3 separate regions of the Homo sapiens genome follow, and all the other regions are linked to region 3. The links are chromatin contacts, found by Hi-C in ENCODE. All regions are on one chromosome and are shown on one strand. Each heading gives the region's core, a stretch centred on a gene start or an enhancer-like site at or near the end of the contact. The rest is flanking DNA. Distances are from core to core; before and after follow the strand shown. Region 1 holds the start of TTC9C (tetratricopeptide repeat domain 9C). Region 2 holds the start of UBXN1 (UBX domain protein 1). Region 3 has its middle 7.3 kb from the start of SLC22A8.

The links. A loop is a pair of places that touch in the nucleus more often than their neighbours do. Pooled maps may share reads with other maps.
Region 1: a map of A673 shows a loop between it and region 3 (8-fold over the local background). The contact joins the promoter of TTC9C here to the enhancer-like site in region 3. A Hi-C loop is called at or near these places in 3 of 168 maps with a recorded cell type or tissue (A673, CD4-positive, alpha-beta T cell and OCI-LY7) and 10 of 50 pooled maps.
Region 2: a map of naive thymus-derived CD4-positive, alpha-beta T cell shows a loop between it and region 3 (31-fold over the local background). The contact joins the promoter of UBXN1 here to the enhancer-like site in region 3. A Hi-C loop is called at or near these places in 2 of 168 maps with a recorded cell type or tissue (CD4-positive, alpha-beta memory T cell and naive thymus-derived CD4-positive, alpha-beta T cell) and 7 of 50 pooled maps.

Annotation. Positions count from the first base shown.
Region 1 is chr11:62,727,236-62,731,444 of GRCh38, reverse strand. TTC9C (tetratricopeptide repeat domain 9C) reads right to left here and starts at 2,959. Exons shown (of 3, transcript NM_173810.4): 1 at 2,359-2,959. The coding sequence starts at 2,596. HNRNPUL2 (heterogeneous nuclear ribonucleoprotein U like 2) reads left to right here and starts at 3,988. Exons shown (of 14, transcript NM_001079559.3): 1 at 3,988-4,209. HNRNPUL2-BSCL2 (HNRNPUL2-BSCL2 readthrough (NMD candidate)) reads left to right here and starts at 4,061. Exons shown (of 24, transcript NR_037946.1): 1 at 4,061-4,209. RefSeq lists enhancers at 2,578-2,687, 3,078-3,277, 3,528-3,577 and silencers at 3,838-3,997, 4,168-4,209.
Region 2 is chr11:62,676,093-62,680,887 of GRCh38, reverse strand. UBXN1 (UBX domain protein 1) reads left to right here and starts at 1,815. Exons shown (of 9, transcript NM_001286077.2): 1 at 1,815-2,023; 2 at 2,145-2,198; 3 at 2,287-2,393; 4 at 2,480-2,549; 5 at 2,770-2,961; 6 at 3,056-3,107; 7 at 3,254-3,370; 8 at 3,883-4,075; 9 at 4,249-4,388. The coding sequence starts at 1,965. The coding sequence ends at 4,298. RefSeq lists an enhancer at 1,727-2,056.
Region 3 is chr11:63,020,954-63,025,305 of GRCh38, reverse strand. No RefSeq gene overlaps it. Among named protein-coding and RNA genes, the nearest start is that of SLC22A8, 7.3 kb to the right of the region's middle. Within about 2 kb of position 1,950, at least 3 of the 41 ENCODE cell types and tissues checked have a DNase peak (open chromatin) inside an H3K27ac peak, as active enhancers do.

The DNA of each region.
Region 1 (4,209 bases), core at 1,710-4,209, 290 kb after region 3:
TTGTATTTTTTGTAGAGACCGGGTTGCGCCACATTTCCCAGGCTGGTCTTGAACTCCTCGGCCTACCAAGGTGTTGGGATTACAGTTGTGAGCCACTGCACCAGCTACAGAAGGCTTCTCTAAGGAAGCAACTTTTGAGTCCAAATCTGGATAAGTGTCATTCAAGGGACAGGGCATTCTAGCTGGAAAGACAGCCTACAAAAGTGTGAAGGTGGAAATGTACTTTGGACATTAAGTGTATAAAAGGGCCAGTTTGGGAAGGGCATGGTGGCTCACACCCATAATCCCAGCACTTTGGGAGGCCGAGGTGGGTGGCTCACCTGAGGTCAGGAGCTCGAGACCAGCCTGGCCAACATGGCAAAACCCCGTCTCTACTAAAAATACCAAAATTAGCCAGGCATGGTGGCAGGTGCCTGTGATCCCAGCTACTTGGAAGGCTGAGGCAGGAGAATCGCTTGAACCTGGAAGGCAAAGGTTGCAGTGAGCTGAGATCACGCCACTGCACTCCAGCCTGAGCAACAGAGTGAGACACCGTCTCAAAAAAAAAAATAAATAAATAAAATAAAAAATAAGGCCAGGCGTGGTGGCTCAAGCCTGTAATCCCAGCACTTTGGGAGGCCGAGGTGGGCGGATCACCTGAGGCTGGGAGTTTGAGACCAGTCTGACCAACATGAAGAAATCCCATCTCTACTAAAAATACAAAATTAGCAGGGCATGGTGCCACATGCCTCTAATCCCAGCTACTTGGGAGGCTGAGGAAGGAGAATTGCTTGAACCCGGGAGGCGGAGGTTGCAGTGAGCCAAGATCGTGCCATTGCACTCCAGCCTGGGCAACAAGAGCAAAATTCAGTCTCAAAAAAAATAAAAGAGCTAGTTGGTGCTGGGGCCTCGAGGTGAGTTTGGATTTTCTTCTAAGTGTGATGAGATGCCAATGGGGTGTTTCAGGCAGTGACAGGATCTGATTTCCTTATCTGTAAAATGGTGATAATCCTTGCAGTTTTGTGAAGATGGCAGATATCTGTAAATGACTGCCCAACATGTTATAGGCACTCAATAAATAAAAATTACTGGGCCGGGTGCAGTGGCTCATGCCTGTAATCCCAGCACTTTGCGAGGCCGAGGCGGGCGAATCACCTGAGGTCAGGAATCCAGACTAGCCTGGCTAACATGGTGAAACCCCGTTTCTACTAAAAATACAAAAAATTAGCCAGGCGTGGTGGCACGCGCCTGTATCCCAGCTATTCCAGAGGCTCAGGCAGGAGAATCGCCTGAACCCGGGAGGAGGAGGTTGCAGTGAGCCGAGATCGTGCCATTGCACCCCAGCTTGGGCAACAAGAGCGAAGCTCTTCTCAAAAAAAGAAAAAGGAAAAGAAAAATGAGGAAAAGCTATACGACCCACTGAATATAAGGGATCTAAACTAGCAGCTAAAGAAATGAACGTGTTTCACAAATATTAAATGTCCCTTAAATAAACAATGGCCTGACCTTAAGTATAGTTTTTCCCTATAGCATGCAAAATTACCTAAAGCTATCAACAATACCCAGAAGGCTGTTAGAAATGCAAACTGGGGCTGGGTGCGGTGGCTCACGCATGTAATCCCAGCACCTTGGAAGGTAGAGGCGCGTGGATTACCTGAGGTCAGTAGTTCAAGACCAGCCTGACCAATATTATGAAACCCCGTCTCTACTAAAAATACAAAAATTAGCTGGGCATGGTGGCGCATGCCTGTAATCCCAGCTACTCAGGAAGCTGAGGCAGGAGAATCGCTTGAACTCGGGAGGCAGAGGTTGCGGTGAGCCGAAATCACGCCACTGCACTCCAACCTGGGCAACAAGAGCGAAACTCCGTCTCAAAAAAAAAAAAAAAAAAAAAAATTAGCTGGGCGTGGTGGCTGGCGGGCGCCTGTAATCCCGGCTACTGGGCAGGCTAAGACAGGAGAATTGCTTGAACCCGGGACGGGGAGGCTGCAGTGAGCCCAGACCGCGCCAGTGCACTCCAGCCTGGGAGACAGAGCGAGACTCCATCTCAAAAAAAAATAAAATAAAATAAAATAAAATAAAATAAAATAAAAAAATAAAGAAATGCAAACTGATAGGCCCCACGTCAGACCCATCCGAATCTCTGGGGATGGGGCCGAGGAGGTTGTGTTTTAACAGACTCTCCAGGTGAAGTCTGAGAAGCCCTGCTCTATGGCAACTTAATTACAGCCGCACAGATTGACAGGTTATTCCAATTCATGGCAGAATAAATGGATGACAGTAAAAAAAAAAAAAAGTCAGCGTTTTTTCCCCCAATGTTCACAGATGTTCATGTTCCTGTCTTAATGCTCTCTAGCCACCCTTTAGCCCCGTTCTTACCAGCTAGATTGTTATAGCAGTCTGTCTGGGTGGTATGCAATATGTTTTCTTGTTCAGGCGTGAGGGCCGGGCCCTGAGGTCCGAGATTAGGTAACGGAGAGGGCAGACTCGGATCCAGACCCCGCAGCTGAAGCAGAGCTCGATGGTACCTACTCACAGCATCTCGGTACTTCCCTTCCCGGTAGCGCTGGTTCCCTTCCTCCTTGTACAGCTGAGCCTCCTGCAGACGCTTCTCCATAACTGTCGCCCACGGTTCTTGCGGAACTGGGAAGTGAAGGAGCAAGTGAAGCTCTGGGGTTGGGAGCAAAATAACTGACAGTAGCAGCCAATTTAAGGAGGCAGGAAATTACCCTTCTTCCTGGAGAGTCCCCCCACAGGGACCTGCGGTTTGCTTGTTTCTACTGAAAGCCCCACCTCTCCTTTCTGCAGTCTTTTTCTCAAGAAGTGCAGGCAAGTAGTAAGGAAAGGGATGTGGGAATAATGAAGCCCAACATTAAGTGACTTCCTAAAGAGGCGATGTGGGGGTGGATGAGACTTTCCGAAGAACTCAAGCAAGGCCCTACTCAGGAATTGTTGCGGGCGTGAGAACGCCTGGGACACTGGCTTCCGCCTTTCTATTGGACCCGCCCCCCCCCGACCTGGAAGTAGAAGGGAGTGGGCGGGACTAGTGCTAAAACTCCAGAGGGCTTCAAGCAATTCTAACTCTTCTTCCTTATTCAACATTTATTTGTTGACGTCAATAAATAAACTGGGAAGCCGAGGTGAACCACCAGCGACACTGAGGTGTCCACATAAGCGTCACAGCTGCAAGCCCACCCGGCGCCGTGACCAGTTCCTCGCCCTCTGCAGATGCCCAAACCTGGAAGTCTCCTGGGCTTCGGTTTACCAGCAGGAGCAAGGAGAGGAAAGGGTCAGAGATGCGTACAGTTTGGTATCTTGAGGGTCGCGCGCATTGCGCCACACCACCCAATCAGAAGAGGCTCCGGAAAAATAATCCCGCAGAAACGACCCCGCCTCCTCAGCGGACCAACCTGGGAAAAAAAAAAAAAAAAAATTCCCCTGGCAGCTTCGCCAATTGGAAAAATCCGGACGATCACGGATGACCAATCGGAACGGCAAATGACGATTCAAGTTGTCCAATAAGAGAAAAAGGGCGGGTTCAAGGGCCTCTGTTGCTGGGTAGAAGTTGAGGCGTTGAGGAAAAAGGAGGGCCCGGATTACAGTATTTCTTCGTTCTGGGGAGCCCTTTTGCTTCCTAGCCAGAAAAACAATTGCTACTAGGCTTACATGTTGCAACACATTCTCTAATGACTTTTTTTTTGTCGTTACTGCTGCAAGCACAGACAGTAGGGAAAAGAGGCTAGCGACCCCTAAAACGCCACAGCAAATGGAAGTCAGACGGAAGTAAGGGTGGTGGGAGGGGCATGGCATCGGGGAGCTCCGGGCGGCTGCGCAGAACTCCCCGGCTGGAAGTACTGAAAGACCGGCGCGCACACGCTTCCGTGCTACGAGGCACTTGAGCTGCAGCCAGCCTTGCCCGTCTTGGACTCCACTGCGGCTGCGCGATAAAAGCACCGGCGGCGATTGGCCCGGGGGCGCCAGAGGGCGGGAGGAAGCGGGAGGAACTCCGTCGTCCTCCGCGCGCGCCTGCCCGCGGCTGGGGAACCAAGGGCCTGGAGGGGAAACAGCTCCCTGCTGCGTTGTTTTGGGCTCCGTGAGCCGAAAGGGGGAGGGGAGACGAAGGAGAAGCAAACACTGCGCAGCGGGACCGTGCGCGGCCTCCGCTCCTGCGTGCGTGCGCTCGCTCGCGCGGGCTCAGTGCTGGCGCGTGAGGCGGAGGCGGGCGGCGGC
Region 2 (4,795 bases), core at 566-3,065, 340 kb after region 3:
TCCACTTGAGAGGGGGTTCTAACCCCCCTCCCCGCAAAAAAAGCCAAGGTGGGCGCAGAAGGAAGTCAGACCACTAGCATTTAAGTTGTCCCAGATGGCCGAGTATGTAGCTCACGCCTTTAATCTTAGCACTTTGGGAGGGCGAGGCAGGTGGATCACTTGAGCTCAGGGGTTGGAGACCAGCCTGGCCAATATGGCGAAACCCCGTCTCTACAAAAAATAGAAAAATTAGGCCGGGCGCGGTGGCTCACACCTGTAATCCCAGCACTCTGGGAGGCCAAGGTGGGTGGATCATGAGGTCAGGAGTTCAAGACCAGCCTGGTGAAGATGGTGAAACCCCGTCACTACTAAAACTACAAAAATTAGCCAGGCGCGGTGGCAGCCACCTATAATCCCAGCTACTCGGGCAGGAGAATCGCTTAAACCCGGGGCAGGCAGAGGTTGCAGTGAGCTGAGATTGTGCCACTGCACTCCAGCCTGGGTTACAGAGTGAGATTTTGTCTAAAAAAAAAAAAAAAAAAAAAAAAAAAAGGAGAGAGAGAGAGAAAAGAAAAAGAAAAATTAGCCGGGTGTGGTGGCATGTGCCTGTAGTCCCAGCTACTTGGGAGGCTGAAGTGGGAGGATCGCTTGAGCCCAGGAGGCTGAGGTTGCAGTATGTCAAGATTGCACCACTGCACTCCAGCCTGGGCGACAGAGCCAGATCCTGTCTCAAAAACAAAAATAGCTGGGTGTGGTGGCTCACGCCTGTAATCCCAGCACTTTGGGAGGCCGAGGTGGGTGAATCACCTAAGGTCAGGAGTTCGAGAACAGCCTGACCAATATGGAGAAACCTCATCTCTACTAAAAATACAAAAATGGCTAGGCTCGTTGGCTCACGCTTGTAATCCCAGCACTTTGGGAGGCCGAGGCAGGTGGATCATATGAGGTCAGGAGTTCAAGACCAGCCTGACCAACATGATGAAACCCTGTCTCTACTAAATATACAAAAATTAGCCGGGCATGGTGGCGTGGGACTGTAATCCCAGCTACTCAGGAGGCTGTGGCAGGAGAATCGCATGCACCCAGGAGGCGGAGGTTGCAGTGAGCCGAGACCGCGCCACTGCACTCCAGCCTGGGCGACAGAGCGAGACTCCCTCTTAAAAAAAAAAAAAAAAAAAAAAAAAGCTGGGCATGGTGGTGGGCGCCTGTTATCTCAGCTATCCGGGAGGCTGAGGCAGGAGAAATGCTTGACCCGGGAAGCGGAGGCTGCAGTGAGCAGAGATCGCGCCACTGCACTATTGCACTCCAGTCTGGGCAACAAGAGTGAAACTCCATCTCAAAAATAAAAAATAAAAAAAAAAGTAAGTTGTCCTAGATGGTGGAAGTGTCACGGATTTTTAAGCAGGGAGGTGAAGACAGGACTACATGATTGTGTTTTGCAAAAATCCCTTTGGCAGTCAGGCAGAGGATGGCTCAATTCCCTAAGGAGAATGAGTGGGCCAAAGAGCAAGACATTTCTTCTGCTCCTGGCAAACATTGCCAAAGAACTTCCCAAAGCATTGCGCTAAGGGACCATATTCCTTCTAATTTCTAAGGAGGGTGAGGCAGGATGAAGTTCCGGGAACTGGCTTCATTCCGCCCACGGGTTTCAGAGCCGCACCAGCTTTCTTCCCCACAGCAGCCTGGCGCCTTGGCTTGGTGGGTTGCCTCCCTGTTCCCACCCACGGAAAGTCCTGGCAGCAGGGCCAGAAGTTTTATGGTTCTCAGCGGCACCCGTCGACATCCGCCCCCACGTGACCCAAACAGATCCGGCACTTCCGCTTCCCCTCGGCTTTCTTCTCGTCGGTGTTCCCGGCTGCTATAGAGCCGGGTGAGAGAGCGAGCGCCCGTCGGCGGGTGTCGAGGGCGGGTTGCCTCGCGCTGACCCTTCCCGCCCTCCTTCTCGTCACACACCAGGTCCCCGCGGAAGCCGCGGTGTCGGCGCCATGGCGGAGCTGACGGCTCTTGAGAGTCTCATCGAGATGGGCTTCCCCAGGGGACGCGCGTAAGGGAGTTCCCCAACCCCGGCCTGCGGGTGTGGGGGGTCGCGGACCTGTCTCGGCCTTTGCCCCAGCCTGACCGTCACCATGGCTCGTGGGCGCTATTCATGGTGTTTCTGCCCCCAGGGAGAAGGCTCTGGCCCTCACAGGGAACCAGGGCATCGAGGCTGCGATGGACTGGTAAGCGCTCGTCCCGGGTGGCGGAGAATTGGGGGCTGGCGGGAGGGGCAGCCTCAAAGCTAACCTCCCCGCCCACTTTCCCTGCCAGGCTGATGGAGCACGAAGACGACCCCGATGTGGACGAGCCTTTAGAGACTCCCCTTGGACATATCCTGGGACGGGAGCCCACTTCCTCAGAGCAAGGCGGCCTTGAAGGTCCTGACTGAGGGTCCACGGTGTGATTATTCAGGAGGGTCCGAGGAGAATCTGAAGGGATAATAATACCGATTGTTTGTTTGTAGGATCTGGTTCTGCTGCCGGAGAAGGCAAACCCGCTTTGAGTGAAGAGGAAAGACAGGAACAAACTAAGAGGTACAGTAACAACAATCTCACGTGTCTGAGGGTCGTCTTCCATCTCTCCCCAGTACACGTCTGGTCAAAGAACCTTGACCTTTCCACATTTCCTCTTTCTTGGCATTTTCTTTTCCTTTAATCTACTTTGGGATATATGTCGCCTAATTTTGTTTATTGTAAACTTTACACCTTCCCACTCTGTCCATTTCTCTTGAACTGTTTTCCCTCGGCAACACAGGATGTTGGAGCTGGTGGCCCAGAAGCAGCGGGAGCGTGAAGAAAGAGAGGAACGGGAGGCATTGGAACGGGAACGGCAGCGCAGGAGACAAGGGCAAGAGTTGTCAGCAGCACGACAGCGGCTACAGGAAGATGAGATGCGCCGGGCTGCTGAGGAGAGGCGGAGGGAAAAGGCCGAGGAGTTAGCAGCCAGGTCTGGGCAGGGGAAATGATGGATAGCAGATGAGAAAGAAATCAAGATTTGCTTTGTTGATGTCTGACCTAATTTCTTCTTGTCTACATTTCAGACAAAGAGTTAGAGAAAAGATCGAGAGGGACAAAGCAGAGAGAGCCAAGAAGGTAGGTGACTGAGAAGACGCCACGGGTAATGGAGTGGGCAGGTTAGTAAATCTTTTCCAGCTTCAGAGGGAAAGCATGGGCTTATATGATCTGTTTCACCTGAGGATGGGTGAGTACCTGATTGACTGTTTTACTTTGCCCTTTAGTATGGTGGCAGTGTGGGCTCTCAGCCACCCCCAGTGGCACCAGAGCCAGGTCCTGTTCCCTCTTCTCCCAGCCAGGAGCCTCCCACCAAGCGGGAGTATGACCAGTGTCGCATACAGGTACTGATTCTAATTCTTATCTTCCTCTTGGGACCCCTTTGTTCCGTGTTAAGGTGCCCAGCTCAGAGCTTTTTTCAGTTAACGTGCCCTTTGCCAAATCTCTCCCTTCTTTGTAAATGACTTTTGAAATCCTATCTCTACTCTTGGGAAAGGTATCAAATTTCACCTGCCCCAGTTGTATTTAAACCCATACCTCTCTCTTACTCAGCAGTTACCCTTTTACTTGTTCATGTTTTTATTTGGTTTATTATGTAGCTATCTGGTGATGTGGTATTTATCCAGATTCTTTTGTATAATCTTATCCTTGTCTTTCTTAGGTTGTGAGGGAGCTGGGAGTCTCTCATCCGCACTTAGTAAAGCGGAGCCTAAGTGGCTGTTCATTTGGTGCTTTAAATAGTAGTTGTGCTGGTTCAATCTAAGAAGAAGGGGGCCCAGCTTTAGCTCTTTTCCTTACTTGGGCACCTCATTCAGTTTTGATGCCCACAATACTGAGTATCTCCCTTGCCCTTTAGGTCAGGCTGCCAGATGGGACCTCACTGACCCAGACGTTCCGGGCCCGGGAACAGCTGGCAGCTGTGAGGCTCTATGTGGAGCTCCACCGTGGGGAGGAACTAGGTGGGGGCCAGGACCCTGTGCAATTGCTCAGTGGCTTCCCCAGACGGGCCTTCTCAGAAGCTGACATGGAGCGGCCTCTGCAGGAGCTGGGTATGGCTGCAAGACTAGAAACCAGGACTAGAAACTGGGGGAGTAGGGAGGCATGCCTAGGAAAAGGAGGGATGCAAAGAGAAGGGGCTTTGTGAACATGGTGCAAGGCCAGGAATTTTGGGAGCAAAAACCAAGTATCCTTGTGGTTCAAGCCTGTTTTCTTCCATCTTCAGGACTCGTGCCTTCTGCTGTTCTCATTGTGGCCAAGAAATGTCCCAGCTGAGGGCCTTTGTCCCATTGTCCCTCTGTGACCCCTTCATCTTTGATAAAGCACTGACATCTCCTTCCTAATAAATAGACCCTGAGTTCTGTACATGCCTGACTCCTTCCTGAATGGCTGGGAGGGACAAAACTAAGGCAGAGGAAGAGGCTAAAACGGAACAGTAGACCCTCTTCCTCATCTTTAGTTTCCAACAAAGACACTTGTTTGTAATCTCTGGGTCTGATTAACTGCTGGGGAAGTTGCGGAGGAGAGGTGCTAAAAGGGGTGGAGAGTACATTGGATGGCACCTTTTACTCCTATGGTAAGACAGAAAATAAAAGCCCAGCTGCTGCTTTTTTATTTTTATTTTTGAGACGGAGTCTTGCACTGTTGCCTGGGCTAGAGTGCAGTGGCGCAATCTCAGCTCACTGCAACCTCTGCCTCCCAGGTTCAAGCGATTCTCCTGCCTCAGCCTCCCTAGTAGCTGGGATTACAGGCACCCACCACCACGCCCAGCT
Region 3 (4,352 bases), core at 701-3,200:
AATCCCCAGAAAAAGAAGGTGACATTTGAGATGAGACCTTGATGACAAGGATGACCTGGCAATGTAAGACAATCAGGAGAACAGCATTCAAGTCAGGGTAACCAATGAGGCCAAAGGCCTGGAGGCAAAAGGAGCATGGAGTAATATCTTGGTGAGGGAGAGGTGGCAGAAAGTACTGAGGCAGGAGAGGTGATCACAGACCAGATCCTGTTGGTCAAAAAGAGGAGTGTGGGGAGAATTTTAAGCAGGAGCGTGACTGATCTAACCTAGTTTTCTAGATGTTATGGCTGCTTAGTAGAAAAAGACTTGTTGGGAAGGGCCAAAGTGAAGCCAGGAGACCATCAAGGAGGCAGTTTGCAATCCTCCAGGTGAGAAAGTATGGTGGCTTGGACCAGGGTGGTAGCAGTGAGGTAAGCAGTATTGCTCTCCCCACTTTACAGATGAGGAAGCAGAGGCCCAGAGAAGCTAAGTGACTTGATGAAGCTCATGCAGCCCTTAGGTAGCAAGATGCTTAAAATGGTAAATTTTGTGTTATGAATATTGTATTACTTTTTATTGTAATGAAATATATACAACACAAAATTTACCATTTTAACAATTTTTAAGGGTACAATAAGTGGCATTAAGTATATTCACGATGTTGTGTGACCATGACTATTATCCATTTCCAGAAATTTTTCATTATCTCGAATAGAAACTCAGTACCCATTAAACCATAACTCCCCTTTTCCCCCTCTGTGAGCCCCTGGTAACTTCTGTTCTACTTTGTGTCTCTGAATCTACCTGTTCTATATACCTCCTATAAATGGAATCATAAAATATTTGTCCTTCTGTGCCAACTTATTTTCACTTAATGTTTTTGAGACTCATCCAGTTGTCATCGTTTCCTTCCATTTTAAGACTGAATAATATTCCATTGTATGTTATACCACATTATGCTTATCCATTCATCTGTTGATGGAGGGCCGGGACTTTTACCAAGATGTCTGATTCCAACGCTATTCTGGTTGGCTCTGTTGAGCCCTGTGCAGTACCCGCTATAGCCACCAGAGGGAGCAGAGGGAACACCAGGCGGGCGCACTGCAGGCACCGGGCGGTTTCTGGGAAGAAGAGGAACAGATGCAGCCTTTTGCACACAAAATCTTACACGCAGAAACCATGCAAATAGAGGGAAGCTGGCCGCCAGGAAAGCACCCAGACTATAGAATCGGCCACAAGTGGAAGAAAGGAGAAGGAAGGGTTAGGGCTGGAAGGAGCTGCCCCTGTGATCCTGGTCCAACCCCTAAAATGGAAACAGAGGCCTCTGGCCACCCACAGTTTCCCTGACAGCTGTCCTCAGCGTGAACAACCTCCGTGCTGAAGAGCTCAGGAGGGAGGCGGAGGGGGGCCGGTCCAGTAAGGCTCGGGTTCCCATTTCTGCCCTTCTCCAGCAGCGGCGTGACCTCCAACCTGTGGCTTGCACATTTTACGGATGAGGAAACTGGGACTTGGAGCTGTTGATTGTCCAGAGCAAGTGGAAGAGGCAAGATCTGAATGCCACCACGTGCCTTGTGATTCTCTTCTCCAAGCTCAGCGCCCTGGTTTCTTCAGCCGCATCTCATGATATGTGGTCTTTAGGACTCTTCCCCACCTCATCTGGTTGGCCAGCCTCCCTACAGGCGAAACGTACAAGGGTCTGTGGCTCTTGAGGCTGGTCTGACCACCGTGGCCTCCCTCTTCTGAGCACCCAGCCTCTAATAATGCTACCCAAGTTTGCCCTGGCTGGTTTTGGCAGCCACCTCATGTTGACTGAATTTCTGTCAGTTTCAATCCCTCGGCTTTTCTCACATGTGCTGTTGCTAAGCCATTTCTCCCCCACTGCATCCTTGTGCAGCTGGGTCTTTGGATGCGAGTCCAGGAACTGACATTTATCCCTGTCAAATTCATCTTGTTCATTCATCTGACAAACATTTGTTCAGTGCCCACGCCATACCAGGCACCAGGAATACAGGAACGAAAGACAAGGCTCCTGGCCTAAGGAGCTCACATTGGTATTCATCACAGCCGTAGCCACTAGTGAGTGAGGGGCTACTGTGTGCCAGGCATACAGCCTCTGCTGGGTGCTCTATGTAGGCTGTCTTCTTAACCCTTACAGCACTGCAGTGTCGGTGGCATTGTCCCCATTTTGCAGATGGGAAAACCAGGGCTCAAAAACTTTATGAGACTTGTCTGAAATTACATTGCCAGAAGGAAGCAGGCCCAGTATTCAACCTTCCAACTGCTTTGGATCTTGATTCTGTTCTCCTACTTAGACACCTTGTATCCCAGCTTTGGGTTCTCTGAAAACCTGATAAACTTTACTTCTCTGAATTTCATCAACAGCACTGATGAAGCTAAGATGAGATCAGAGCTCTGGGGTGGGCCACCAGTGCCCCCCTGCCCAAGATAAACAGCCATCTATGATTCTGAACACTGTTGGGTTGGCAGATACGAATGCACGCAACAGTGAACTCCTGCCCTCACCCCCAGCACCAGGTTCCCTCCCCTGACAAGCAGCTATGTATACGGTTGCTGTCATTTTTATCATCAGACTGGTCCCTGCTGCCGAGTCCTCTACATGCAGGAGCTCAGCTGTGACTGGCCCTTGCCTTCATCATGATAAAGTTTCATCTGCCAATCCCCCTCCCGAGGAGGGACATGCAAGTCCAAGGACAAGGTTGGTGGGGGAGGGGAGCAGTTGAGGGGATTTCACAGGCTCTGAGTATCTTCCCTTGCATCTGTGACTTCTGTCCCATGCCGTCTGCTCCTGGAAGCTCAGCCCATCTTTATCATTAAGCTCTTCTGCCATGCTGAGGGAGACCAACTGCAGAGCAGGCCTGTGCAAGGGCTGTGGGCAGGAAATAAGGCAGGCAGAATACATGCACTACTTGGGGGTAGGTATAAAATGGGCTCCGAGCTCCCAGCCAGGACCCAGGGGACACCATGCTTCATGACAGAATTTGGGGTTACCACCTCACAGGACGACGTGCACTCCCCTCCTCACACCCCTATGAGCTTGCAACAGTTATCATTCTGCCCATTTTTGCAGGCGAGAAAACAGGCCCAGCAAGTGTGGTCTGGGACAGAGCACTACCTCTGCTAAGAATGTTTCCTGAAAACAGATCTGGGATTTCCAGGGCCCCAAAGGACAGCAGAAAGCAGGGCCCTGCCATGGACACACCAGTGGAGATAAAAGGACTACCGATGATGGCGGTGACTCCAGAGTTTTAAAGACCCTTTGGACATTGTTGAAAACCTCTAGTCTAGCTTTTTGTGCCTGAAGAGCATCTGGGGAATATAAACTCACAAACTCCTGCCAAGGGTTCAGAGAGCAGCCAATACATCCTTCAGGAAGGCCCTGCCTTTGTGGCCTTATAGTTGAGTGGGGAGAAGGCAGATAGATAATAAGCAAGTGTATCATTTCAGACAGTGATGAGTGCTATAAAGAGTGTACGGTTGGTATAGAGAAAGCTGCTCTAGCTAGCATGGTCCAGGAAAGCCTCTCGGAGGAGGTGTGATTTGAGGAGCCAAGAAAGACCCAGCCTTGGAAACAATGAGAAAAGAGATGCTGAGTGGGAACGAGGCTCTCCACCCAAAGCATGGATGGCATAACAGGGAGGAGACCTCACAGCTCAGATAGGAGATCCCAATTGGGAAGTGGTGGTAAGGTGTCCCAGGGAGCCTGACACCTGTCCCCTCCATTCTTCCTTCATTCTCCAAAGCAATGCTCTGAGTCTTCTCCATTTCCTCCCATCTTCAAAATCCATTTCTGCACAAGGCCTAGCCCAGAGCAGGTGCTGGATGTTTGCTCGGTGAATAAACTCCTGAAGGCCAGCAAGGAGGAACTGTGAGGACGAATCAGAGGAGATCCTACCTTCGTCTGCAAGGAATCACTTGAGGGAGTTGACCCCTTTAGGGGGTTCAAGCAGAAAAGACAAAGGGATTCCAGAAGGTGGGAGGAGGGGTCGCCTACACAATTGGAAAATTTCACACAAAAGTCCAGATTTCAAGCTATTTTTAAAATATCTGAAGATCTGGCAACTGAAGCCTGCATATCCCCATGGCAACACCAGCTGGTGCTGAGCGGGCCGCTGCCCCCTTCAGACTGGACATGCGCTCTGCAACTCCCCGTGGCCCCGCGCTCCCTTTCGCTGGCACTTGGCCCACCTCACTTGGCCACATCACCTGGCCCCGTGAGTTGAGTTGGCCAACCCTGGCTTAAGACATCGGATGAACAGAAAGCCGTGCTGGGACATGGGGACAGTGGCATGTGTCCCCTCCGCCTGCTGCTAAGGAGCGTCAGCCTGGGGTCCCGCCCTCCAGTTCTTAGGCAG